Linked DNA regions of Homo sapiens: region 2 is linked to region 1. The links are chromatin loops, found by intact Hi-C in ENCODE. Cell type or tissue: dorsolateral prefrontal cortex. All regions are shown on one strand. Each heading gives the region's core, and the rest is flanking DNA. Links, peaks and the distances in the headings are about the cores only.

What was found. A loop is a pair of places that touch in the nucleus more often than their neighbours do. Peaks named below come from ENCODE experiments on the same cell type or tissue, not always from the same donor. Only the 100,000 strongest peaks of a DNase experiment are listed, where the experiment ranks them.
Region 2: a loop joins it to region 1, with 3.0 times the contacts of the local background. A loop is called at or near these places in 3 of 110 quality-filtered maps.

What each region holds. Positions count from the first base shown.
Region 1 is chr9:37,642,375-37,658,196 of GRCh38, reverse strand. FRMPD1 (FERM and PDZ domain containing 1) reads right to left here and starts at 7,243. Exons shown (of 16, transcript NM_014907.3): 1 at 7,103-7,243. RefSeq lists a silencer at 7,102-7,371. In dorsolateral prefrontal cortex, for the core only: no CTCF peak of the experiment used is centred there; a DNase peak (open chromatin) is centred at 7,157; H3K4me3 peaks cover 2,017 bases; H3K27ac peaks cover 455 bases.
Region 2 is chr9:37,733,516-37,744,827 of GRCh38, reverse strand. FRMPD1 (FERM and PDZ domain containing 1) reads right to left here. Exons shown (of 16, transcript NM_014907.3): 11 at 11,229-11,312; 12 at 11,003-11,098; 13 at 9,094-9,276; 14 at 7,585-7,732; 15 at 3,944-4,750; 16 at 1-439. Among named protein-coding and RNA genes, the nearest start is that of TRMT10B, 15 kb to the left of the region's middle. In dorsolateral prefrontal cortex, for the core only: no CTCF peak of the experiment used is centred there; no DNase peak of the experiment used is centred there; H3K27ac peaks cover 908 bases.

The DNA.
Region 1 (15,822 bases), core at 3,204-11,203:
TGGGCTGATCAGACCCCCACCTGCACAGCGGTGTCCCATTCTTAGCTTTTCAGGGGGCCAGATAAAGTGGGCATTCTGCCTAAAGAAGTGAAGATGTGGGGGCCTGATCCCTGTCTTTGAAGGTCCAAGTGGCCTAACTAGCTGTCATAGGGAAGAAGAAATGGATTTTTTGTGTGTGGGGCTTCAAAGGACAGGATCGGGCCAATGGGGCAACCATTGCCGAGAGGAAGATTTTTGGCTTGGAATAATGAAGAACTTTGTAATAACCAGAGCCAACTGAGGATGGAATAGGAAGGTGGTGGGGGTTGGTAGGTCCAAGCAGAGGGAGGCTGGGTATGCTAGGGGAATTCCTGCACCACACAAAGGCTGTACTTGATCATCTCCGGAGCTGGCAGTCTTGTTTGAGGGTCTATGCTGGTAGCTAAAATATCTGGAAACATATGTGTGAATCTAGGTTTTCAGCACATAAACAAGGCACACTCTCACTAAGACACTTATTACGCAGTTTTTGCAAAGAGCTAAGTACTGAAAATAACCAGGAATGAGCTTGAGAAAGAGACCGTCTATTCTTCCATCTCCTATACATAAAATGTCCCTCACCCCAGGGAGAAAGAAAGAGGCCAAGTATGTATCTCCACAGAGACATCATCTTCTAACCAGACCAGGAACTAACAGCACATTCACAGGTACCAGGGGAGCCCTGGACAGTCTGGAGTGGTGTCTTTTTCCAGGGAAAGCCAGAGAGAACAGAGACTGCAGCTACTAAATAAATTATTTTTATAAGAACGAATAAATGCCATCCTCGTCTTTAATAATTGTTTTTCCTTTTGCATCCTTCTGAATTCTACATTGGAGCAAAGAAAACAACAAAGCAGTAACTCAGAAGCTTCACATGTGAATAGTTACAAGTCAGCATCAGACAGGGGTTTCAACTGGCAGGGGAGGTGGGATTGTTATCGTTGGTTTTAATACAAGCTGTAGCCTACACCCTATATTCTAGATACTCAAAGAACAGGAAGCACAGCATTTCTCAGCTGCCTGCACATCTGTCTTCTCTTAAGTCAAAAATCTCAGAGAATGATGCACTGTTGCATCCAGATGAATTCCTCTGAAGCTCTTTCCATTCAGGATTTTGAAATTTTGCCATATCACCCTTTTACTGAAGCAGCTGAGGTTCTCAGATCATTCCTTGAAAGAGGTCAAAAGAACTTTTAAATTTACCATCTTATCTTTTCCAACTTGTAATTAGTGTTTTTTTTTTTCTTTTTCACCAAAACAACTAATATTAAGGCCACATACCATTTAGCAGCCAGCTTGGGAAAGGATTGGTGGCCCAAACCACTTCTAACTGCTGGCAAAAAGGTCTCTAAACATCAGATGAGTTCCTGAAAACACTGTGTCACTTAATGAAAATAATGGCTTCTGCCCTCATATCAATCTGCCAAGCACCTAGTCCGGCTTCCCACTGTCCTTCAGGCAGATAGTTAACTGAAAAAAAAAAAGTCTCAGATTTGCAAACCTGTATAATGTAATCTGTAATTACCAAAACAAATTTAATCCACTGTTAGTACTGCTTCCATGAACATATATTAAGTTTAGTGTATATCTCAGGATACAGTAAAAGTACAACTACAATAGCTGTGGATAAACCAAAATTTTATACATTGATTGGTGTTAAGTGCATAGGTATATTTGGTGTTTGAAAGCTTTCTATACTGATCTTTTTTACAGTAAGGAACGCTTTTATAATATAAAGAATGATTGTCAAAAGCTTCAAGGTTCAAATTTTACACAGTATATTCCTTTAAAATAGGCACACTGAAAAGCTAAATTCAAAACTCAGACTCATCTTAGAGGTTGCATCAACCCATCATCAAATGAAGGAGCTACATCTTGAGGGATCAGAATGCCACGAGTGAGTTCAGCTGACAACCATATGCAACCCCTAAGCATCAGCCTCATGTTTCTGGCTTGACTCAAACCATTTCAGATATCGGGAAAATCACAGGCTTTTGTCAATCCGATACAGACCATTATCAAGCTTGCATTAGGGCTAGGCTCTGTGAAAAGGGTTGTGGGGTAGAAAGATGAAGGACATTGTGCCGGCCCTCCCAAGGGCTTTCTATGAGCTGTGGCCACATACACAAGTGACCGCACACAAAATCCTTCAAGGCTGACAGTAATGACTTCTCCATGAGAGGTACCAAGTATCAGGGAACAGTGAAATCCCTGGGATGAGGGGATCTGGAAGACAGCTTCCTAAGGGTGGTAGGATTTGAGCTTAGCCTTCAGGCATAGGCAGGACCACCAAGGCTAAAGCACATGCTAGACAGAGGGGCTAGACGGGGGAGCAAAGGCCTAGAGACCTGAGGCTAGGGGGATTAAGAGTTGGGAGGCTGGGCACGGGGACTCATGCCTGTAATCTCAGCACTTTGGGAGGCCGAGGCGGGTGGATCACAAGGTCAGGAGTTCGAGACCAGCCTGGTCAATATGGTGAAACCCCGTCTCTACGAAAAAATACAAAAATTAGCCGGGCATGGTGGCAGGTGCCTGTAGTCCCAGGTACTCAGGAGGCTGCGGCAGGGCAATTGCTTGAACCCGGGAGGCAGAGGTTGCAGTGAGCCGAGATCGCACCACTGCACTCCAGCCTGGGCAACAGAGCAAGACTCCATCTCAAAAAAAAAAAAAAAAAAAAAAAAAGAGTGGGGACATGGTGCAGAGGAGGGGGTGTGAGAGAAAGGATGGAGGTAGCCCATCATGCCTGCTGGGCTGAGGACTCGGGACTTCAGTATCCATACAGGGAAGACCCACTGAAAGGCTCTAAGGAGGAGCATGATGAGATCAGAGCCACACTTTACAGTACAGAGCACTGAAGCCTGATGCTCAGAGAGAATGGAAAGATGGGGGCATATTTGAGAGAGATTTTGGAAGTAAAAATAACAGGGCTTGGTCACTGTTACTTTACAGGGCAAGGTCACTTGGTCCTTACTGAGTAGATTTCAGTAAGGAGGGAACAAGGGAGAAGGCACAGACAATTAGCCTCCCCTGCTGTAGTTTCCAGCTTGGGAGGAGGAGGGGATGATGGCTGAAGGGTACCCCGCAGCAAGCGGGCACAGCCAGTATTTTGGTACCAGGGCTGGTGGCACCAGGGGCTCAGCTCCACTCTTGCTTTCCCTTTATGCATCAATGAGCACCTCCGGGGGCAGGGAAGGAGGGAGGGAAAGAGATCCTAAAGAAGGGTCTACTGTGCAATGTCCCCGAAGTTGTAGCAGGAGCAGCAGCAGCAGCAGCTCACCACACCACTCGGCCTGATCCTGCAAGTGAAAAGTGCTGTGGGTGGTCATTTCTTCAAAATTCCTAAAATATATAATTCTGTATTGAAGGGGCAGAGAGCCTGCTCTTGAGTCTCCCCGATAACTGTGAGGATAATACCTGTGCACACAGACTGTCTAGTTGTACATGCACCAAGCCCCTTCAGGCCTCCAGGCCTTAGCATTTGCTGTTCCTTCAGCCTGGAACAGTTTCCTCCTTCTCTCACCCTCAATTGAACTTTTATTTGGTGCTTACTACATAACTGGCACTATTCTAAGTACTTTACATGTATCGACTCATTCAGTTATCCAACAACCCTCTCAAGGAGGTACTGTTATTATCCCTAGTTTACAGATGAAAAAACTGAAGTTCAGAAGATTAAATAACCTGATAGTGGAATATATTTAGTTAGCCAAGGGGCAAGTATTCAAATCCAGGTGGTGTGGCCCCAGAGTCTGCATTCTCATACACAGAACTACCCTACCTCTTACAGATACAGAGCTGCTGCACTGACCCTCACCCAGCTCCAGGCAAGACTGGCTCCCTCTCTCCTGTGGCTCTCACTGGCTCAGATAGGCCTGCCCTGACCACCCTCCAATGGAGTCCCACTCCTACTACTTTCTCCCACATTTCCCCACTTATTTTCTTCCCAGCCTTTGGCACAACCTGTAGTTACCTTATTTATGTAATGACTTCTTCATTATTTTCTCCAACTAGAATATAAACTCCAGGAAGGTAGAGACCTTGCCTTTTGTTCCGATGTATTCTCGAGGCACCTAGAACAATTTTCTGGCAGAGAGCAGGTGTTCTATGAACAACCATTGATTGAAAAAATGAAGGACAGTACCATAGATGCTACATAGTGCTACACAGGGTCATAAGGTATTGCAATGTTATTCTTCACCCTCTGTCTTCTTTTTTTTAGAGATGGAGTCTCACTCTTTTGACCGGGCTGGAGTGCAGTGGCCTGATCATAGCTCACCGCAGTCTCGAGTGAGACTCAAGTGATCCTCCCACCTCAGCACCTCAGCCTCCCAAGTAGCTGGGACCACAGGTGCACACCCACTACACCCAGCTAATTTGTAAATTTTTTGTAGAGATGGGGTCTCACTATGCTACCCAGGTTGTATCCTATTCTTTGACCACTGCAAATCTAAGACAGAAGGGAGCCAGTACCCCGCTCCCAGCTATATGGACAAAGCTGATATATTTAGAGCTGTGTCTGTCAAATCTGCCCCCCTCCCCCACCAATCTGGGTCCTTGAGTACATAGTGATAAGCTTGTGTGAGGCAGGGATTGAGCCTTCTGATTAGCCTTCTGTGACCTCCCACCACCTAACAGTATTTACAGGGCATTGCCTGTTGTTGATGTTAGTATCTGATCTGAACACCTTCCAAATAACAAAAAGCCCCTGCCCCTTGAATCAGGAGGCACCTCGAGGACACATCACATTGTCACAAGAACTCTCTGCTGCTGGTGAGGTTCTAAATCAATGCACATGCTTAAACCAAAAGCACTATTTACTCCAATGGTGCCTTCAAACACTTATTCAGCTTGCCCATGAACCCTCTGATAAAAAGAATTGACTTTTATCCAACACCTATTACATGCAAACATCCTATTAGACACTGTTATACATGATCTCATTTAATCTTGTGAGTTTGGAATTATTATTATTCCCGTTTTACGAATTAAAAAAGTGACGCTCGGAGGCCCAATACTCCACAGCCAGCGAGGATTCCAGCCCAGGTTCAGAGCCTCCAGAGCCTCTTCCCGCTGCCCTGTCTCTGAAGTGCTCTGCCTTCTCTGTGCTTCCACCAGGCTCACTGCTCTCATCTGTCTCATGCTCTCCCAGCTCTCACCAGTTCCTTGCTCGTACCAGCTCCTTGACCTACACATAGCCTTTCTATTCCTCACCACCTGTTGAAATCCTCTTCTTCCTCCACCTTCCATTGTAAAGCCTTCTCCAATATCTCCACTTGGAATTCACCCTCCTTAGTGTTCACAGGAATCCCAGGCGATAAAGCCCACAATGAAGATCCTGTGGCACAAGCCTCTCTATTCCCCAACAGAACCTAAGCTCCTTGAGGGTAGGGCCTGTTGGTAATTTTCATGTTTGTGTCCTCTCGAATGAGTAGTGAGAAAGTGCTTGATGAACCAATAGAGAATGAAGAGGGAAAAGACTGGTGGCATTTGAATGCGTCAGAGAGATAAAAGGCTCTGGACAAATTAGCTTCAAGGATGGGGTCTCATTCAGGAAAGACAAACTTAGGTACCACAACTCTGCTCTGGTCACCAAGCACACCCTCACCAGCTCTCTGATTTCATAATGCTAGAAACTTAAAACCAGGATGTCGAGGAAGGAAATAAAATCATAAAATCACTTCTGTGAGAATCCTTTCGTGGTAATGCGTTTCACCCACACACTGGGGAGCCACTAATTGCAGCACAAGGGGAACAAGATATTGGGCAAAAGAATAAATTTCACTTTCTAGCATATCACAGTTAACTACCTCGTGCTTGTTTTGCTGTGACTGTGCCAGAATGCACCAGTCCTGGAAAAGATGAACTTGGCTCCTTAACCGTACCCATACTCAACACCGACCAAAGGATGCCCGAAATTGTCTTGATTGGAAATCATCTCAACCATCATCTTAGACTAGAAACAAGTAGATGCTGGCCTCTAGGTCAGGACCCCTAGAACAGTGCATTATTTTTTTTTCCCAAACAACCATTCTGAGGTTTTTACAAAAATAACCGACTCACAAACAGAAACGCTTCCTGATCTATAAGCCACTTTGAAAACAAATCATTATGTCGTTGAATATTTCATGACGGTCCAAAGCACTGAAGAAGGCGAACTGAGCGTTCACCAATCCTCCCCATGTCTATTTTGGGACTTCCAAAGCAAACTGCAAATGCCTCCTTTATTTTCTAAACGTTCATTTGCAAGTGCTAGATGGATTCTTGGTGAAATATTGCCTCCACCCAAACTGACTAAATGCAGAGATCCGGAGGTTCCGCTTCTCCAGAGTTTACAGCTGAAAGAGACAGCGAACAACTAGTGAACACGACTTCCACCCTATTTTATAGGTGGCAAAAGCAGGGGGCACTTGCCCAAGGTCACACAGACAGTGGGTGTATGGCAGAGGAGCCACCAGAAGCCAGAGTCCTGACTCCTAACCCTAGGGGCATCCCCTGCTTCCCGAGGCTGACTCAACGCCCCCACTAAAGCTCAGTCAAAGCTGCTGCAAGTTAGCGACGCGACCCTGGAGACTGACTTCTGTGGCTCATTCCTCTCCACACGCAATGAGTTCTGGAGCTGAGACACTCAGGGATGCCCCTCTACTCAAAAAATGACAACACAGGCATTGGCACTGCAGCTGATCGTCCCTGGCGAACCCCTTCTGGTTCAGGTGTGGCCATCGAGGACGGACAGAGAGGGTTGGTCTGAGGTCACTCAGAAAGTTGGCGCTGGCCGCGGCCGCACCTGAACCCAGGTCTCTCCCCCTCCCGCGTTGCCGCTGTTTCCACTCACTACACCATGCAGATCTCGGAAACTTAAGCACACATCGCTACTGTGCAAACAGTTCACGATGGCAGGTCCTGAGCTAGCCCACGGACGCGCCCCCGAGCCGGGCTTGGGGACACGAGGACCGGAGGCGGGCGCGGGTCACCCGGGACTGGTGGTGCAGGCGGAGGGCGGCGCGGAGGAAGCCGAGGCGCAGGCCCGGGGTGTGGGGACAGGCCGTCTCCCCAAAACTTTGCGGTGCCAGGACCCCTCCCTTACCTGCAGAGGAGGTGCCGCCCGCGCGGACAAGGACCTAGCGGGCTGACGCTCTCGGAGAAGGGCGGCCCCGCCCAGCGGCGGGCACGGTCGCGGCCAAGGCTCGGGAAGCAGCGCTGCTCGGGCTCGGCTCGGGCTCCGCCTCCCGCGCCGAGGCTGCAGCCGGAGGGGTTGGCCGGGCCGGGCCGCGCCCGCGCCGTCTGGCGGCGGCAGGTGCTGAGGCTGCAGCTGCGCGGCCGCCAGCTGCCGGCGCCGCGACCCCCGCCCCGGGGGAGGAGCCCCGCGCGCCGCCTCCGCTGGCTCCGAGGTCCCGGCCCGCCGCAGTGGGCGGTCCCGCTCCCACCCGGGCCCTGCCTCCGCCGCCTGCCTCAGCTCACCGCCGGGGCACGCAGCGTCCGCTGAGTACCCAGGGGGGAGACTGAGGCTGGGAGAGGAAAGGGACTCCCCAAGGTCACCCGGACCAGCGGTGGTTGGGCCAGAACTGGAACCCAGAAGAGTTCCCAAAACGACCCCCTTCTCACGCCTCCTTTTCCCCAGGAAGAGCCCCAGCTACGGGGAGCCCTGGGGGACTCGCCCCCTGACCCCCACGCCCCGCAGGTGTTCGGCTGAAGGGAGAGGGAGAGCGTGGGCCCACGGTAGGCACTGTGGACCACCTCCCCTGTCTCTGTAAACTCCTTCCGCGCTGGGAAACTGTGTTCTCCTAGCTTTCCTCGGCCCTCTCCAGCCACTCCCTCGGTCTCCTTGAGGGTTCCTCAAACCAGAAGCTCTAAAATGCCGGAGCGCCCTGGGACTCTGCACTCAGCCCTTTTCTGACCCCCTGAGCCGTCTCACCCACTCCCCTGGTTCTGGTCCTACCGCCTCTCTGAGCATGATACCCAAATGCATGTGTCTGTGCACTATTTTCCGTGCTGAACTCTACTGAACACCTACGAGGTCCATATCCTGCATTAGACACTGGAGATACAATACACCTTTAATAAAGCAGTCCCTGTCCTCATGGAATGTACAGTCTAGGACTATTAAAATACAGTCCAGTTCCTGTAACAATAACCCAATCCCACGGGGCCAAGGGCACCACTCAGGCCTGCACTGACTGAGTGAAGGCCTCCTGGAGAGGGCATGCTCTAAATGGAAACCTGAAAGGCCAGTGGAATTGGCCAGTGAAAGGGAGGAGTGTGGAGAGAGCCTTTCAGGTTGAGACCACAGGAACAAAGACCCCAAGATGAGAGAGATCCCACAGAGGGAGTGGCAGGAGTTGAGACATAAAGCAGGGGAGTCAGCAGGGGCCAATTCCTGGTCAAGGAGTTTGCACCGTGTTCCCAGTGCACTGGCAGGTTCATGGGAGGAGTTCTGAGTAGGGTTGAGGCACCATCAGACTGGGATGTTAGATCATTCTGGGGATGGTGCACAGGCAGATGTTAACAAGTGCATCCTTCATCCAAGGGCGGTGGGGGAAGACTAGCAGCACTTTGGAGCCAACATCGTCTGGATGAAGGCAGGTGCTCCTCCTTTGTGACCTTCATTTCCAAATCCAGGAGTCCATCCAGAAACTCCTGAGTGGCTCCATCGCTGAAAGACCTCCTACGTAATTGCACCCAAAGCTCCCTTTTCTGTCAGTGCCCCAGCCCTCTGCCACCCAGATCCACGGGCTGAGTGAGCCTTTTGCTTTCCTCACCCGTCTTTGTAGTATACAAAGTTCTGCCCCAGGAGACAGAAGCACCATAAGGGTGGAAGATTCTGAAGCCATAGTGGAAATAATGAAAGCTTTTTAAAAATCAAGTATTCTGGCTCTCTGAATTATTTCTTAACAATTGCATGTGAATCTACAATTTTCTCAAAATAAAGTTTAATTTTAAAAATTATTTTGTAGATAAAGATTAATCATCAAATTACTCTCTCCAAGGCAGTTAAACACCAAAAAGCATAGCACTTGTCAGAAAGTAAGATAAGAACTATTCTCTTGTCCGGTGAGTACAAATGTTCCCCATGGAATTTTGCCCTGTCCCCCTCCATTTCCTAGCTACCTGCGTCAGTGTCAGCCTCTCTAGGTGCCGGACCCAGCCCCTAACCCCGCTCTCCTCAGATTCTCATTCTGGTCCCTCTTGCCCCTCAGCCTCCTTTACCATTGCCCTCATGTCCCTCCTTGGCCTTTCTCCCTTCACTCTCACCAGGCAATTCTATCAGCTGCATGGTTTCAGCCAAACCTTCTGTCTTCCAAACCCAGAGACACAACTGCCTGCTGGACATCGCCTAAATGTCCCTCAGGTGCCCCACTCTCAACACAGCCAAAACCAAACCCACATCTTACCCCCAAATTACCCCTTTTGCATTGCTTCCCTATCTCAACTGGTAGTGGCACTTCCTTCCTCTGGGCACCTAAACTAGAAACCAAAGGGACAGTCTAGACTCTTCCTTCTTCCTGGCCTTCATACTCTACTGGACACTAAGTCCAATCAACTCTGTCTCCTTAACTTCTCTTACACATGTCTCCTCCCCCTCATCCTGCCGCCCTTGCTTTCGTTGGAGCCTCACCATTTCTTGCCAAGGCTGTAGTAACCGCCTCCAGTCTTTCCTATTTTCATCCTTCACATACTGCCAGTGATCTTTTTCAACCACAGACCTGACCAGTGACTCTCCTGCTGAAGACACCTCCATTGTTCCTTCTTGATCGTGCAGCAAAGTCTTAACTCCTTAGCATCACGTGAATCCACAGTGATCCTATTACCCGTGTGGCGCCATCTCTACCTCACCCCACACCTGCACACCAAACACCTTATGTTCTTAGGGTACCTTATGTAATAAGAGACACATAACATAGTGTTAAAAAAAAATGTAGTCTTGAGCCAAACTGCCTAGGTTCAAATCCCAATGCTGCTTTTTAACCTATGTAATTTTGGAAAAGTTCCATAACCTCTCAGTTCTTGGTTTTTTTCCTTTGCAAAGGGAGCATAATAAGAATACCTACCACCTAGGAGTGTTCTAAAAAATAAGAGTTCCTGGAGACGAAACAGCATTCATTACTTGCTAGCCAGCACTATTAGGAATGCTTCTAATCATTATATGCGGTGAGGATTACCCTACTTATTTTACAGAGAGAAGGAAACTGAGGCTCCAAGAAGTAAAGTCGCTTACCCAAGATTCCACAGCTTTAAAATAGCTGCACTGGGATTCATATGAAATTCTAAATCCTATACTGCTAAATACTTTACATAAGCTATTATTGCTTCCTTGTTTTTCTAACCTTTAACCCAACCTATTGGACAAACTTCTTCTTCCTTTAAATCCTGGTCAAAAATATCTTGTCCTCCATGAACTCTTCCCAGTCCTTGCTTTGAGCCTCTGCTGTACTTATGTACAGCATACAGCAAATAAAGCACGCAGCACACCCATTACAATGATTTGTTTACACGTCTGTCTTCTTGAGACCTTCTTGAGAAATACAATGTCTTATTTATTTTTGCCTTCCTATAATCCCATAAATATTTATTGAATGAATGAATAAATCAACAAATAAAGTATATATGTTTCTCAAGTTTTACCCTAACAGCTGTCATTTGGATATAGATTACTTTTTTTTTTTTTTTTTTGAAACGGAGTCTCGCTCTTCGCCCAGGCTGGAGTGCAGTGGCGCGATCTCGGCTCACTGCAAGCTCCTCCTCCTGGGTTCACGCCATTCTCCTGCCTGAGCCTCCGGAGTAGCTGGGACTACAGGTGCCCGCCACCCCGCCCGGTTAATTTTTTTTTGTATTTTTAGTAGAGACGGGGTTTCACTGTGTTAGCCAGGATGGTCTTGATCTCCTGACCTTGTGATCCGCCCGTCTCGACCTCCCAAAGTGCTGGGATTACAGGTATGAGCCACCGTGCCTGGCCTAGATTACTTTCAATCTCTGTTTTTGTCACTCTGAAGAGTCATTTTTGGTGAGAGGATAGCATCAAATGATCTAATATTAATATAGAACAAGATATAGCAAGAATGAAATTTCTCATATTGCTATGTGGTTGTGCCTTGTCCCTCTCTGAGTCTCTCCTTTTTTTAGTGACACCATGTAATAGCCCATAAGGACAAGCTGTGTTGCATCCTAATGAGACTTCCTGACTCAAACATCTGAGATTCAAATTTATTTCCCATAAGTACCATTTCAGCTAAAAGTTTGCTTTCTCTATGGCAATGAGTATGCCATTTGTCATCTGCTAAGTGCCCATACCTTCCCCTTACCTGTATCAATCTCCTTTGCACTCAAATACTTCTGAGAGCTGACTTAATAGTGCTTTTCTATACAATTTCCTTCTTAGAATGCCTAACTCTTCCTGACCTCATATCTATTGTTCCCAAAATAGAATCATTTACTGCTTCAAATTTCAGCTTTACTGTCTGCAGTGATTTAGGACAAGTTTCTGTTCTTCTTCAGAATGATCAAATTCCTTATGGTTAAAAAAACCTCGACCCTGTCATTTTCTATGGAGTAGTGTTTTTAAATGTTTTTAAGTGTTTTCGATGTTAGAAATATTTATTTTGTTTACCTGAACACAAGTAAATTGGCAATTTTAATGCCTGCAGATCAAATTAATGAGAAGTAGTATGGGTGAAAGAAAGAACACTGTATGGAAAGCAGAGGGGAAAGGAGCTCTAGGAGTGCTCTGCCACCAAGTCCCCTCACTCTTCAAGTCTCAGCAGAATGGAGGAATGGGACCAGAATGACCTTCCAGGTCTCTTTCAGATCTAAAACGACATGATTCCTTAATGGGCCTCTAAGTGGTTATTCATTCATTCAGTCAACATTGTTGAGTGCCTACTACAGACTTAAGCCTTCTGAAGTGAATCCACATTGGATAGGGGATGAAACGGTTTGGTTAAGAGAGTGTTATTACACCACATAAACTGTATGTTCTTAATATTCAAGGTCTTATGCAGAAATATAATGAGACAGTTACATCAAGGCTTCAGTGAGCCAAGACTCAGGGACTACTGGAGTACTGCGAGAGGGTTATTAAAAATAGCCCTCTCTGATATCTATGCCAGCACTTCTGCTGAGCTACTTGTAGAAAAGCAGTGCCCTAGCGTTCTAGACCCTAATTCTGTCCCTCTCTTGCTATGTGGCTATGGGAAAATCGCCTCACCTCTCTGAGCTACACTTTACTCCTCTATAAGAAGAGGCAATGATACCTGATGACAACCAATGTTCCCTGAGCCCTAAACCAAATGATTCTTTGAGATTAAGGAAGCTAAAGTGTTATAGTCACAAAGAGAAGTACTGCTGTTGGCAAAAGAAATTGGGTGATTATCATGAGGATTATATTACCTCTTAGGGACAATTAGATTGTTGCTTTACAGAGAGAAAATTTGACAGAAAAACAATATGTTCTTACTCCCAAGATTCTAGGACACAGAAGCAGACATTCACTGCTCACTTCTTAAAAATGAATTGTCCAATTCACTGTATAATACTAAGAATAGGGAGTTGAGCTAGAAAGTTCATTATCTGTGTACTGGTGAAGAGAGATCAGTCTCCCAACACCCTCCAGACCTTGCTTGACTGTTTATCATAGTCGTTCTCTCAAAGATGATCTATTTTTACCTTTTTTTTTAGTGGTAGGGCAGGAGGATGGAAAACATGTCTGATATCTGGATTTATTCCTTAGCTCTCATCTAAGCCTTGTCTGCTTATATTTCTTTTCCTGTTCCTAATCGCATTCTCTGCTCCTTGATAAAACTGGTATTCGAATCTATTGCTAATGTAATGGACATAATGACTCAGTTAGAAACAGAGGAAGGCAATAAGATATTTGTATAGAATTGGGAATGATTATCACAAGTTTTAAAAAATATTCAAGCTCTTTATGTCTCTTGTCAGATGAATTTTTATCTCATTCCTTAAGTGATAAATCTTTCAGTGTTTTGAGAGGCAGCTTTGAAAAGATAGGACTGGGTTCAGCATCTATTACTCCTGCCTTTTTATCTCTTTTGTAAAATTCTCTCTCTCTCTTTTTTTTTTTTTTCTGCTGGCTCAGCTCCTGGGAGATCAGCTCCCCAGAAGAAGGCATGTCTTGAGGTTGTGGCCAGCATCAAGTGTGGCCCTACCCTGGTCTTGACAACTACATCTGGCCACTTCCCATAGGCTTCATTCTGCTTTGCATCTGCTGGGTGACTGCAACTCCCCACTACCACCGTGCTCCCCACAGCCCCCGGGGGCAGATGCCACCCTCTCTAGCACTATTTTCTTCATCTCTTTACTTTTGCATAGACTTTTCAGTTTGTAAAACACCAAACAGAGCAATCATCTCATCTTATTCTCTCAACAGCTGCTTGAGTTAGGCAGGACACACATGACAATCCCCACTTCACAGATGAAACTGAGGCAAGCTCAGAGAATTCAAGCGACTGGTATGAGGTCACAGAGCTGGTAAATGGGATTCAGATTCAGGTTTATTTGGGAAACTGAGCTCTATTGTTGGGGAGGAAAGATGGCTGTATTAGAACTGTGTTATAGAGAAACTTCCTAAATCACCTTAGCGTGCCTACCCAGGGGGCTTCTCTGAAGATGGGGGGCCACCTTCCAAGCCCTTCTCTTACCCAGCTCCCTGCTGAGGGGACCCAAATTGTGAGCCATACAGTGAATGGGGCATAGGACACTGTTGCCTATAGCTGGAGCCCAATCCCACACAGACAATCGCAGTGCAGGATTGGCAAAGGGCGGTGTTGCTGCCACACCGTCCACCATTGCAAGAAGGACAAAGGCCCAGGAGCCTGAGAACTAGTCAGCCTCGCTAGTGAGTCTGCAGTGAAGGCTTTCAATCCTGGGCTACCTGAGGGGCCCAGCTACCCCAACTAAGCAGGACCTCTCAACAGGAGAGGAAGAACTGTCCCTGCCCACTTCCTGCAAATAGCTCTGTGGGAAGACCCCTGACTCTGTCAAGACCTGCCTCTGTAGAACCGAATGTCACAGGTGGACCAAACTATCCCTTCAGGGTCACACCTAGCCCACACAGCATCTTTATGTGGGTTAGAAAAAAGCTTCCCCTCTCAGATACCTTTGTGAAAATGAGAAAATATGCTTCCTTCCTTTGGGCCAATGTAGCTCCACACTAGGGTACACAGCTCAGCAAGTGGATGTTGGCTCCTATTAATCCTCTCCACCAGATGCCCTTGCAATAAGCAAACTACACAATGGCACACAGCAGCGCAACCCCACCCTATTAATTCTGGGAGTGTCCAAAGATCCTAAAAGCTTCTTCCACCTCACCTCAGCCTGGTGGACCCAGCCAGGTAGCTTTGTTCACCACCAGGCCACTGGAGAAGCATCATTCTTTCCTTTCATGATCGCTGAACTATTGTACCCAAGAGGCCACAAAAGCCCAACTTACCCACTTGTGGATATAAGTAGCCAAAGCAGATCAGAGATTATTTAAAGGGAGTCAATAGCTTGAAGGAGCACAACCAAGACAAATAACTAAAAGAGAGGAATCACATTGAGATCAATTTAATAGAAGAAAAACTAACTTTTTAAAATCAAAAATGTAAGGAGATTCAAGCAGAGACTAGAAAGAAATGATCAAAATGAGGAAAAATTGTTTTTGAAAGTTAAATACACAATTTTTTAAATTTGCAATTGTGGAAATGAAAAATGTAATGAACACCACTGAAAACTGATTTAATGATCTGAAAGATGAAAAAGGAGAACTACCCCACAGTACCAAACCAAAATTAAAAAGAAATAGAAATTATGAGTCAGAGGGTTTTAAAACATTGATGAAATATCTAGAAGATATGCAAATAATAGTACCAAATGGAGGAAAAAAATAACAAAGGAGCAAAGCAATAACCAAAATATAATAGAAAAAAAGACTAAGCCCATAGTCTTGAATTATCAGATAAAATGTATGCACTTGAATTACCTATACATTAAATGTATGGACTTGAGTTATCAGGTAAAAAAGACTCTAATTTCTACACTGTATTAATTTTAAAACACACACCTAGAACTTCCAGTCCTGGGCATTTCACTGAAAAGGGTAAAATGTCAGGAGCAGTAGACTGTAATAAGTTATTTATGTATGATTTAATACTTGAGCAACAACTTTAAAAACTATACAGAGAGATACACTCAAAAATACTTTAGATAAATCAAAGTAGAATTCTTTAAAAAGCCCAAGTACTCCACAGGGAGGCAGGAAAAAGAAAAAAGAGGAGTGAGAAATGGGGAACAAACAGATGGGAGAGAAAGCTTCCAAGACTTTCCCCTGTGCAGAAAGAAAAGAAATAACAACATAGCAGAGTTAAGTGCTAACATTTTAGTAATTATATTAAATGTAAATAATCTAAATACACCAATTAAAAGACAAAGATTGGCAGAATGGATATTTAAAAATATATCCTGGTGAAATTTCTGAACTCCTAGAATAAAGAGTAAATGTCATGAGCTTCCAGGCAATGTGAATAGCTTACCGAAGGAGGAAACAGAGCCCTCTGGAATTATGGATCCCACAAATCGTCCTTGCCAAATTTTATTGAGACCTAATATTTGTTAGGCACTGTTCTAAGCGGTTTATCTCATTTTAATAACCCTATGAATTATATATTAATATCCCCACTTTATAAATGAGAAAACCAAGGCCAAATGTTCCCCTGGTCACTCAACTAGTAAGAGCTTGGATTCAAATCCAAGAAATCTAGTGAAAGAAACTAAATAATAAGTCCAAGTCAGCTATTGAAGGGGAGAGGGATG
Region 2 (11,312 bases), core at 3,307-11,306, 87 kb before region 1:
GATTTGGTTTCCATGGTCTCGGGCTCCATCTCCATGACCCTGGAGGCTGGGTTTGTGCTCTTGGTCTCCCTCAGAGGAGCCAGCAGCCCCAAGGCCTTGGTCTCCAGAAGGCCAGGCTCACCCTGCATGTCCTGCAGAGAGGACACAGTTGGGGAGGGTGCACCAAGGGCCAGGTAGGGCTCCCTGTCATAGTAGCACACGTCGTCTACACTCTCCAGGGAGGCTGATGGCACCAGGGGAAATGAGACCTGAGAGGTGTAGTCGGTCTGTAGGAAAGACCTTCTTTTCCTCAGGGTCTTGGCATATTTCTTCACCCCTCCCCTCCTGCTTGGCTGTCTTCCATCTGGCCCACAAGGCAGGCTGTTCTCAGGGCTAGAAGTGCTGGCCTTATTCTGCAAGCTTGTGGCACTGGGTTCTGCAGTAGAAACATCTCTGGGCCCTGGGAGTCAGGAAAGAAAAAATACATTAAAAAGCACAAAAAAAAGAGGTTAATAGAGCTTGGGCTCAGGCCTTGGGCTTTCCTGGGTTTAAATTCTGGCTAGGCTGTGTAACCTTGAGCAAGTTCAATCCTGATCTCCTCAACTTCCTCATCTGAAAGATGGGGATAATAATTGTGACAGATTTTTTTTTATTTTTTTGAGACGGAGTCTCTTTCTGTCACCCAGGCTGGAGTGCAGTGGCGTGATCTCGGCTCACTGCAACCTCTGCCTCCCAGGTTCAAGCAATTCTCCTGCCTCATCCCCCCGGAGTAGCTGAGATTACAGGCATCTGCCACCATGCCCAGCTAATTTTTGTATTTTTAGTAGAGATGGGGTTTCACCATATTGGTCAGGGTGGTCTCGAACTCCTGACCTCAAATGATCCGCCTACCTAGGCCTGGGATTACAGGCATGAGCCACCGCGCCTGGCCGACTTTTTTTTTTCTTTTTTTTTGAGACAGGGTCTCACTCTGTCCCCCAGGCTATAGTGCAGTGGTGTGACGGCTCACAGCAGCCTTGAACTCCTGAGTTCAAGCAATCCTCCCACCTCAGCCTCCCAAGGTGCTTGGATTATAGGATTGAGCCACTGCACCCAGCTGTGATAGACATTATTAAATTTTTGGATGCCTAAGATCCATTTAATTATCTTTTGGTCACAGCATCTCAACTTCTGTTTAGGGAATGACATCTCCCCAATGGTTAGAGTCTGCTGGAACTGTTCACGAAGATGCTCTGTCCACGCCAGCCAATCAGCTACAAATTCTCCAGAATTCCAAACCCAAAGACATTAAAAAAAAAAAAAAAAAAAAAAAAAAAAAAAAAAAAAAAGCAGAGCCATTCTTTCCAACCACAATAGCTTGATAATACAGGTAGGGAATCCTGTGACTAGACTCTTAGCCTGGTTGCTGTCTATTTCTGAACCCAGGTCTTCAGGCTTGCCAGCAATTCTATAAACAATCTTACTTCCTAACACTTTTTCTTTGTGCTGATGTTAACCCAAGTCTTTTAGTGCCAATGGTGCCATTCAGTGCTGCCGTGCAGGTTAAAGGAATTAGTGCATTTTTATAAAGCACCCAGCACAAGGCCTCTGCCTCATTAGGTATTCACTAAAAGGAAGCTGCTCGTTATTGCCATTTCATGTCTGAATGTAAAGGGGCCACAACTCTGTCACAGGCATCGAGTTTTGTGCATCCCAGGATGGATCTTTCTGGGAGGAGAGGCACTATTGTAAAGAACCCTTGGGAATCAGCCAGAAGGAATTAGGATCAGAGCCTAGCACTTGAGAATCAGAGAGCTTGGGTAGTCAGACCAGTCATTTCTAACCTGGCTGTATGCTATTAGAAACCTTATCAAGTCCTAGGCTGCTCCCCACAATCTCTGAGGAGTCAGAATCTCTGAGGCTAGGGCCTAGGGATCTATAAGGTTTAGGTTTTTTTGTTTTTTGTTTTTTGAGACAGAATCTTGCTCTGTTGGCCAGGCTAGAGTTCAGTGGTGCAATCTCGGCTCACTGCAGCCTCTGCCTCCCAGGTTCCAGTGATTCTCCTACCTCAGCCTCCTGGGTAGCTGGGATTACAGGTGCACGCCACCATGCCTGGCTAATTTTTGTACTTTTAGTAAAGATGGGGTTTTGCCATGTTGGCCAGGCTAGTCTCAAACTCCCAACCTCAGGTGATCTGCCTGCTTCTGCCTCCCAAAGTGCTGGGATTACAAGTGTGAACCACTGCGCCCGGCCAAATCTATAGTTTTTAAACAAGGTCCCTCAGGTGATTCTGATGCCCAGTCACATTTGACTGCCCTAGGCTACTGACAGCCACCGACCAAGGAGTTTCTAAGTCCCAAAGACAAAGAGGCTCCAATAGTCAGTCAGGGGCCAAATCAGAACCCAGGCTGAGGAATCCTAGTTCTGGCTCTTTTCTCAGCACTACACTGGCTCCCTATAAAAAACAAAAACAAAAACAAAACAGTGTCTGGTATGAACCCCATATGTTCCTGACTAGACTCCCATAAAAGGGCCCTGACTGATGGTTTCTGCCACACTTCCATCCTGCCCCCCGGCACAATGGCTGGCCCTGCAGGGCAAGGCTGGGGCATGGAAAGTGGTTGTCTGGGTACTTTGGGGAGCAGTAAGGAGTCTGGCCATGGTTTCTCCTTTCCTTAGAGGTACAGTCAATTGAACTCAGTGTAGATGGTGGAGACTTCATTCATTCATTTAACAACAATTGCTAGACGCTGTGTGCTGGGGACACAGTGAGAAACACACAGTTCTAACGCTCAAAGGAGTTCTCGGTCTAGTGATGGAGAGAAACATCAACACAGAATCATACAAGTAAATATGTAATTTACAGGCTGTGCGAGGTGCCAGACAGGGAGAGCCCCAGGTAATGCAAGAACATGTGACAGAGATGGGGAGACTTGCCCTGGCCTGGGAAGCCTGGGAAATGTTCTCTGAGGAAGTGAATTCCAACCGGAATCTGATAGACGGATGGGCACCATCAGCCACGATCTGGGGAGGAGTGTTTCGGTCAGAAAGAGCAGCATGTGCAAAGGCTGGAGGAGGGGGAAAAAACAGGCACTTGTAGAAAGTGGCAAGGAGGTCTGTATGGCAGGAATGCAGGAGGAGGGAGAGAGACAGGCAGAGGCCATGTCACAGAGGGCCTCAAAGGGCCTGATGGGGCTCCCAGAGGAGCTGGCCTTTCTCTCCAGAACAGTGGGAGAGCACAGGAGGTCTGGGAATAGAGGATCAGAGAGCAGCAGGAAAGTGCCGAGACAGGAACAAGGGCTGCAGCTCTCCCAGCTCCTGGCAGGTCACCTTCAACATCCATGTGCTCTTTTCCAATATGTTTCCTTCAGAATGCAGTGTGTGTGTGTGTGTGTGTGTGTGTGTGTGTGTGTGTGTGTCCTGCCAGGATCTCAGTTCTGCTTGGAAAGACCCTCCACACTCTCGGTGGAGGAATGTATGAGGAACCTGATAGAAACACAGCCACCAGATCCCCTACCTTCTGATGTCAGGGTCCCTTGGACCCCAGAAGGCCTTGCAGGGCCACAGACGGCCTGTCTGTCTGGTTCTTCTTGCTTCAAGGCCTCCTTTAATGCAGCCTCAGGATCAGTGATGACATAGCCACTTCGCTCTGCCGGGCACTCCTGTCAAGCCCTTTCCTTTTTTGTAAATTCTGTCCCTCCCACAGGGCCCAGCCCATTTGCCCCCTCTTCTGGGAAGCCTTCCCTGATTCCCACTGTTGGATGAATCCCTCCCATCTGCTTGCCACAGTTGTCTGAACCTCCCTTGCAGGCCTGCCACGATGCCTAAAATTTGGTCCATGGAATCTGTATCTACCTCCTCAGAAGTGTACAGGGACCCTGTTTCACTCATGTGCCTTCCTCTCAAGCTTGGCCCCAGGCCTTGATCCCCGGGAGGCACTCAGGAGCTGCCTGCCGTGTCTGCAGACCTGCAAGGGACGGCTCACCTGACGGGGGGCCTGGGGGAGTGAGCTTATCAGCCGCGTCATAGTATTCCTCATCTGAGCTGCCATCCTCAAAGGCCAGTGGTGGGTGCAGGGCCAGGGGTTCCAGCATGGAACTGGGCTGGGCCTCAGTCCAGCCCTGCTGACCCCAGGCTGGCGGGGCTCCCCCTTGCCGGGAAGCTGTACTCTCGGAACTGTCACTCAGGTAGCTGGCCGGGGAGACACTGGAACACAGGCTGTAGTAGTCAGCGTGGCTGCCTTCATACAGCCTGGGGTCCAGCCTGACTGTGCTCAGTTCTGGTGCCCAGCCAAATGTCTCCAAAGCAGCACTCTCGGAAAACTCTGTCTTCTGGCACTGGGGGTTGGCTCTCTGGGCCAGGTCCAGGAGACAGAGGAAGCCACTGGTTTCAATCCCGCTTCTCTCCTCCTGGCTGTCAGAGTCAATGCTCTCTGCGAGGCCTGGCGAGCCAAAGTGGAAGAAGGTGGACCTGCTGGAGGAGCAGGTGTCTAAGTCATCCTCTTCCAGAGCGTCCATGGACTCACTCGAGCCACTGGTCCTGTAGCCGCGGCTCTCAGTGTTGGCTGAGTCGGACGCCTCGGACTCGGCACTGTCTGTCGTGCTGCTGGCCCCGCAGGTGCTGGGGCCCCTCCTAGCCACCTCAGGTGTGGGGCTGTTCCCAGGAGGCTGCTCCTCCTTTATGAGTGATCTGCAGGGTGCCAGTTTCACCAGGCGCCTGTCAGAGAGAGGTTCGAGTACGCAGTCCACCTCAGAGGACTCCTCTGAGTCACTGCAGGCCCTGGATTCATAGCCTGCAACACAGGGTACAGCAACAGTTACACAACAGAATTCTCCTACCTATGTGTCCTTCTAGCCCCCTGACCCCCACCCAACCCTGCCAGACGAGAAAACTGAGGGCCAGAGGGTGGCTGGCCTAAGACCGTCCTATACTGACGAACACGGGATCCGAGGGACTCCAGCTTCCATGTTCTCCCCATGCTATCAGACCGCCTGTCCCACATCTCTCTGAGCTAAAGGAGGCTGGATTAACTCCATCCCCACCTCCAAGGAGAACTGTCTGTTCATGGAAATGTGGTATTTACTTTGATTCCTCTTTGTGTGGGCAGCACTGCCCAGGTTTGCTAAGCCCCTCCCCAGACCTCAGTTCTATCCTGCCTGGGCGTCAAAGTCAGATGGGGAATCATATTTTAAAAATACAACAGATCCTTGGCCCTACCCCTGATGTACTGAGTCAGATCGCTAGAAGTGGGGCCTGAGAATCTGTATTTTTAGCAATTTTATGACGAGTACGAGGCTGCTAGGCTGGCACCATTCTAAAGCCTGGCCTTCTGGATCCATGGGTGCTATGGGCTTTGTAGGACAGTGAAAACTCATCCAGCGGCAGGTTCTCAGGAAGGATTAATGGTAGGAGGCTGGGGAGCACTGAGCCAGGTTGCAATCTCTTTATTCCTGTAAGCCTCCAGAGTGATCTTTCTCAAACTTCTCTCTGACCTCATCACACCCTGCTTAAACCCTCTGATGGCTGCCCTGCTTACGGGGAAGAGCCTGGCCTCCCCCACAACAGTTACAGACTCTCACAGTATGGCCTTGTTGCCCTTCTCACAGGATGGCCATGGCGCCTCATGCACAGTCTAGTCCTCCCTTGCCTCAAAGGATGGCCCTAAGGCCTCCTCTGCAGGCTCTTCCCCCTCTCCCAGGATGGCCCTGAACCCTCCTCTGCAGTCTAGTACCCACGACAGGATGGTCTTGACACCTCCCCTTCAGTCTAGTGTCTCCCTCACAGAATGGCGCTGAGGTCTCCTCTGTAGTCTAGCTGCCCTTCTCGTGGTGGGGCTCCTATCTCTTTTCACCATCTCCCTTTTCCCCTCTTGCAATATGGTCCAGCCCCTCCTCAGGCACCCAGTCCCCCATGGCAGCCTTCCCTGCCACGTTCCAGCCACCCATAGGGAGAGCTCCTTTCAGGTCATGGCCTTTTCCTCGGGTCATTCCTCCAGGCCCCCTCGGCCTTGAATGATCTGTCTTCCTTTTCCGTGCCTGGTTAACTCCAGCATGTTCTTCAAGATCTATTTCCAATACCTCTTCCTCTAGAGAACTTTCTCTGACAGGCAGCAGCAGTCCCCCCCACAACCCCTCCACAACAGCCCTGTTGCCACTCTGCGTTGTCTCCCTGAGCAGACTCTGAGGAGTCACCCCTCGTTCATAAATACATTGTGTAACAACAAAGGTAACAGGCTGGGCGCCGTGGCTCATGCCTGTAATCTCAGCACTTTGGGAGGCTAAGGTGGGCAGATCATTTGAGGTCAGGGGCTCGAGACCAGTCTGACCAACATGGCGAAACCCCATCTCTACTAATGTACAAAAATTAGCCGGGCGTGGTGGCAGGTGTCTGTAATCTCAGCTACTTGGGAGGCTGAGGCAGGAGAATCACTTGAACCCAGGAGGTGGAGGCTGCAGTGAGCCAAGATTGCACCACTGCACTCCAGCCTGGGTGACAGAGAGAGACTGCCTCTAAAAAAAATAAAAATAAAAACAAAGGTAACAGATACTCCAAACTCATCACTTTCTAACTGTTTTACTTATTGTATTAGTACCTATTCTCTTGAGCTGATTTCTACTTTATCCATATAGAGGAAACACTCTACAGTGGTGTGCTATTGATCACCTCTTCCCATCTCCACATTCATCATGGTATCATCATATCGTGGTAGCCTGAAATTACCCATCGTGAGAATGTTGACACCATGGAATTGGGCAATTCCTTCAAACTGTTTTTGTCCCTCTGCAGGGAGTTGTTAAGCATTTATCAGCACAGCCCTAGGTTCATGCTGCATCAATGGTGCTGAGGCAAAAGCCTGGCAGAAACTGGGAGCTGGCCTAGGAAACTGTCTTACCTGCCTTGCAGAGAAGTTCTTTTATACTTCAAGAGATTGCAAAAGAGTGCATAGGTAAGGAAGAGAAGCCAGGTCATCTACTTCCTGAACAAATAAGTGACATCTCTTTTTGATGAGAAATAATGATAATCTTTTTTTTTTTTTTTTTTTTTTTAAGATGGAGTTTCGCTCTTGTTGCCCAGGCTGGAGTGCAATGGCACGATCTCGGCTCACTGCAACCTCCACTTCCTGGGTTCAAGCGATTCTCTTGCCTCAGCCTCCCAAGTAGCTGGGATTACAAGCATGTGCCACCATGCTCGGCTAATTTTGTATTTTTAGTAGAGATGAGGTTTCACCATGTTGGCCAGGCTGGTCTCAAACTCCTGGCCTCAGGTGATCCACCTGCCTCAGCTTCACAAAGTGCTGGGATTACAGGCGTGAGCCACAATGCCTGGCTGAGAAATAATGATAAAATGCAGTGGATCTGAGAGACAATCTTAGGAAATACAGCAGGGAACTAGAGCTCTTCCACAGCATTCCTTGGTTTCAGGAAAATTTCAGATACAAAGAAAGCTTCTTTGTTTAGTATTTATGAAAGATCAATTGTTTACTAGGAAATAAACAGAGAAATAGCTCTCATCCACTTGAGCTGAAGCCTCGGCTCAATTCAATTCACCACCTCCCTTTAGGCTGCCCTTACCTACAAGGCCAGTGAAAGGGGCCTGTCCTTATTGGGGCAAGACTCAGTGCCTCACCTTCTTCTGCAGATACCCGGTGCGCTTGTTGTTTGTTTCCAGGCCAGAGGAAAATGGAGGTAACTGGGTCAACCAACAGCCTGTAGTACCCAGCAATCAGGCAGGCTAGGTCTTTTGCACTGTTGGATTCCAGCAGCAAAGTCAGAACCTTTGAAAGCAAATAGAAATCTCATGTTTATCAAGGACCAAGGGACAGTCTGAAGACTGACAACAAAGCCATGTGGGACCAACGAGAGATTCCAGGTAAATCCGGCCATGGTCCACAGGTAGGTCTCCTGGTGCCCCATATCCTCACTTGCAAGGCTTTAAATGAGGACATGCATGTACTCGTACAGACACCATCGCGTGTGTGTGTGCGCACACATACACACACACACACACACACTCTCACGCACTCACACACTCACTCACACACAGTGGGTCCTTCCCACCCAATCTATACAGTGTCTTCTGACTCCTCATCCTCTACCCCAGCGCCATATCCAAACTGCCCCATCCCACCCTGTTCATTCCTGCAGAGGGACTTGCAAGACTGAACTTAAAAAAGAAAAAGGAGCAAGAACATGTGGAGAATGAGGGAGAGGGTGATAAGAATAAAGCACCAATATTGAGTATGTTGGGATTAAATCAAAGGAGGGCAGAATAAAAGTAAGACCTTTGAGAGAGGCTCAGGAGGTACCCTGCACTAGTTACCTTTTTTTTTTTTTTTTTTGAGACAGAGTTTTGCTCTTGTCACCAGGCTGGAGTGCAATGGTGCAATCTTTTGCTCACTGCAACCTCTGCCTCCTGGGTTTAAGTGATTCTCCTGCCTCAGCCTCCCAAGTAGCTGGGATTACAAGCGTGAGCCACCACACCGGGCCCACTATTTACCCATTTTAATGCCCACCACTCAAAGCTTTTGAGCAGCAATCTGGTCCCATTCATGTGATAAAATCCTCTGGTGGGCCGGGCGCGGTGGCTCACGCCTGTAATCCCAGCACTTTGGGAGGCCAAGGCGGGTGGATCACGAGGTCAGGAGATCGAGACCATCCTGGCTAACACAGTGAAACCCCATCTCTACGAAAAAATACAAAACATTAGCCGGGCATGGTGGTGGGCGCCTGTAGTCCCAGCTACTTGGGAGGCTGAGGCAGAAGAATGGTGTGAACCCACGAGGCGGAGCTTGCAGTGAGCCAAGATCGTGTCACTGCCCTCCAGCCTGGGCAACAGAGTGAGACTCTGTCTCAAAAAAAAAAAAAAATCCTCTGGTGTTCTCCATCTACGTTTCTAAATCCAACAGGAAAGCACATGGTCCATCTCAGTTTGTGCAAAAAAACCTTTTAGGACCTCTTCAGGAAAATTTACCATTTACCACTTTCCGTTTGATAGAACAGGATGGACAATTCGTCCTCTTAAGCAGATATTGGACATTAGACTTTATTATTATTTAAAATTCATATAAACTAGCCTGGCCCCTATTTGGCCCCAAATTCCAGCAGTTGAATTCAGAATCTCTCCCCATTGTGTTACCTTGACGTCCTGAAGATACACTTTGACGACGCTCACTTTCTCAGACTCTTCCGTTAGCTCTACACGGCTGATGTTTGCAAACTCTGCCAATGTGGACATGATGTTGAGTTTGCTATTGATAACCTGGCTAATCCCATACTTGGCTCCAACTAGAAGGGCAATGTAGGATTCTCTATCCTGTAACTGCAGAGGGTGGAAGGGGAATTAGTCTCCATTCGCAAGCGAGTGAAAATACATTTCACATGTAAGCAATAATACCTCTCGCTGCAAACTCCTTGATTCCTACTTTGGATCCTAACCACCACTCCTCCAGACTATTGCCTAACTTGGACCCCATCAACAGCTAAATCAAAGTGTAAATTTATTTCCCCAAAACTCTTTCCAATATAGCCCTGAGCCACAGCCATAAACACATCTGTATTTTCACACCTATGTACCTATCTTCCTGCTCTTTGAATCCCTTCCCTGCCATCATTTCCCATTTAAATCCTGATCCTTCTTTAAAAGCTTACATCAAAACCTACTGCCTATGGAAAGCATCTGCCTGATCTCAGCCTCCTTAAGCCAGAAATCTCCCTTTCCTCTCTGTTGTTCTGTACCACTTCCTCTTACTTCTCTACTAGCACTGAACACTTATGACTTCTTATTTTAATTATTTGTATTAAGTCTCATTTTCCACATTAAGTTTCTTGACAACAGAGTCTGCATTTATCTCTATTTGTAACCCGCAGTGCCCAGCAAGCACCCTGAACCTGTTCCATGTAGCTGGTTGCTTCTCCCACTACCAGTTCTTTCCTTAGACAAGAAAGGTAAAGGGAGACTGGGGACTGGAACTGGACAGCTGGGAGAGGGTAGAATTAGCCCTTAGAAAAATTGGGAAGTTTTTCTTGTACCTTCAAAACTTTCCTTTCTGTGATCTAGTCTCTTTCCCACCTTTTGGGTCTTCTACTTAAACGAAGAATCCATCTGTGTTTCCCCTTCCCCTAACTATCTGATGCTCTTCCTTTCTTTCAAAACACTGATTCTCTTCTTCCATCTACATTGTTAGGTTAGCAGTCTGATTACATTGGCCCATCACTGTAAATGACTGAGATGCATACCAAATCTTTTGAAAGGATTTTGGTTAATATTTTTTTAAAACCCCACTCTAATTGTAAATTGGTTTTGTGCTGCAGAGTCCTGGGGCTGACAGTGCTGGAGGAAAGCTCTCTGAAACCATACCCCCGAGACACTGACTGCTGAAAGGCACAAGCTCTAGGCCTAGGCTCCAAAAAGAAGCAGGCAGGAGAATGGGAAGAGAGCAGAGGGCTTTTCTGCTTCTCGTTTCTCTTCTCAGGCCCACCCCTCATTCCTCCCTTCTGAACAATCAGAGACTCAGCTTGGCAGTCAAACACTCTTATTTTTCTTTCATGATTTCCAATTTTCCTCTTCACCTTCATATACCCAAAGCTCCAGAGTGAACTGCTTACCATCCCCTTCTGACCCAGAATGCCTTTTCCTCTCTACTGAAGTCTGGCCAAATTCAGGCTTCCTCTTGCCTCTTTCCTTAACCCCTTCTCCTCCCTATACTTACCCTGAAGCAAGCAGTGCTACCTTCTGTCTCCAAACTCCACAGCAATAGGCCTGAACCTGTCTCATGGCTTTGCTTCATTTTGTTGGGTAGCTTGTTTCATCCTTCAAGGACGGAAATCACATCTTATTCAGCCCTGCTTCCCCTAGCATCTATCACAGGGGTAGCACCAAGCAAACGCGTGGTAAATATTTTCCAGTGGTGTACTATTTAGTTTACCAGACAAATTCTAGTACATGACAGAGTCCTCAGGAATTTTAGGCTAAAAGACACATTGATTTTCAGAGGATCTCTAAGGTCCCTTACGTGAGTAGGATTTCACAGTTCTCTAATACATACCATTAAAGTAGCATTAAAGATTCTTCCACCATATGTCTTGAGTTCTCCGAGGATCTGTAGATAATTTAAACGTAGCTGGGCAGCAGAAATAAGTTGCTTAATAGAGAAAAAAAAACACTTGAAGTCAGAGTTATTCATTGGTCTAAAATCCAGGCAGTGTTGAAAATGTTTTTCCTAAGGTTTCACAGACGACAGCTGAGTGGGTCGGCAGAGGCACCTTCATTACCTTCTGTCGGGGTTCCAGCAAATTCTGGTTCCTCTTCATGTGGAAGCTAATGGCTTTCTTGATGTCTTTGCCTTTCATGTTTCG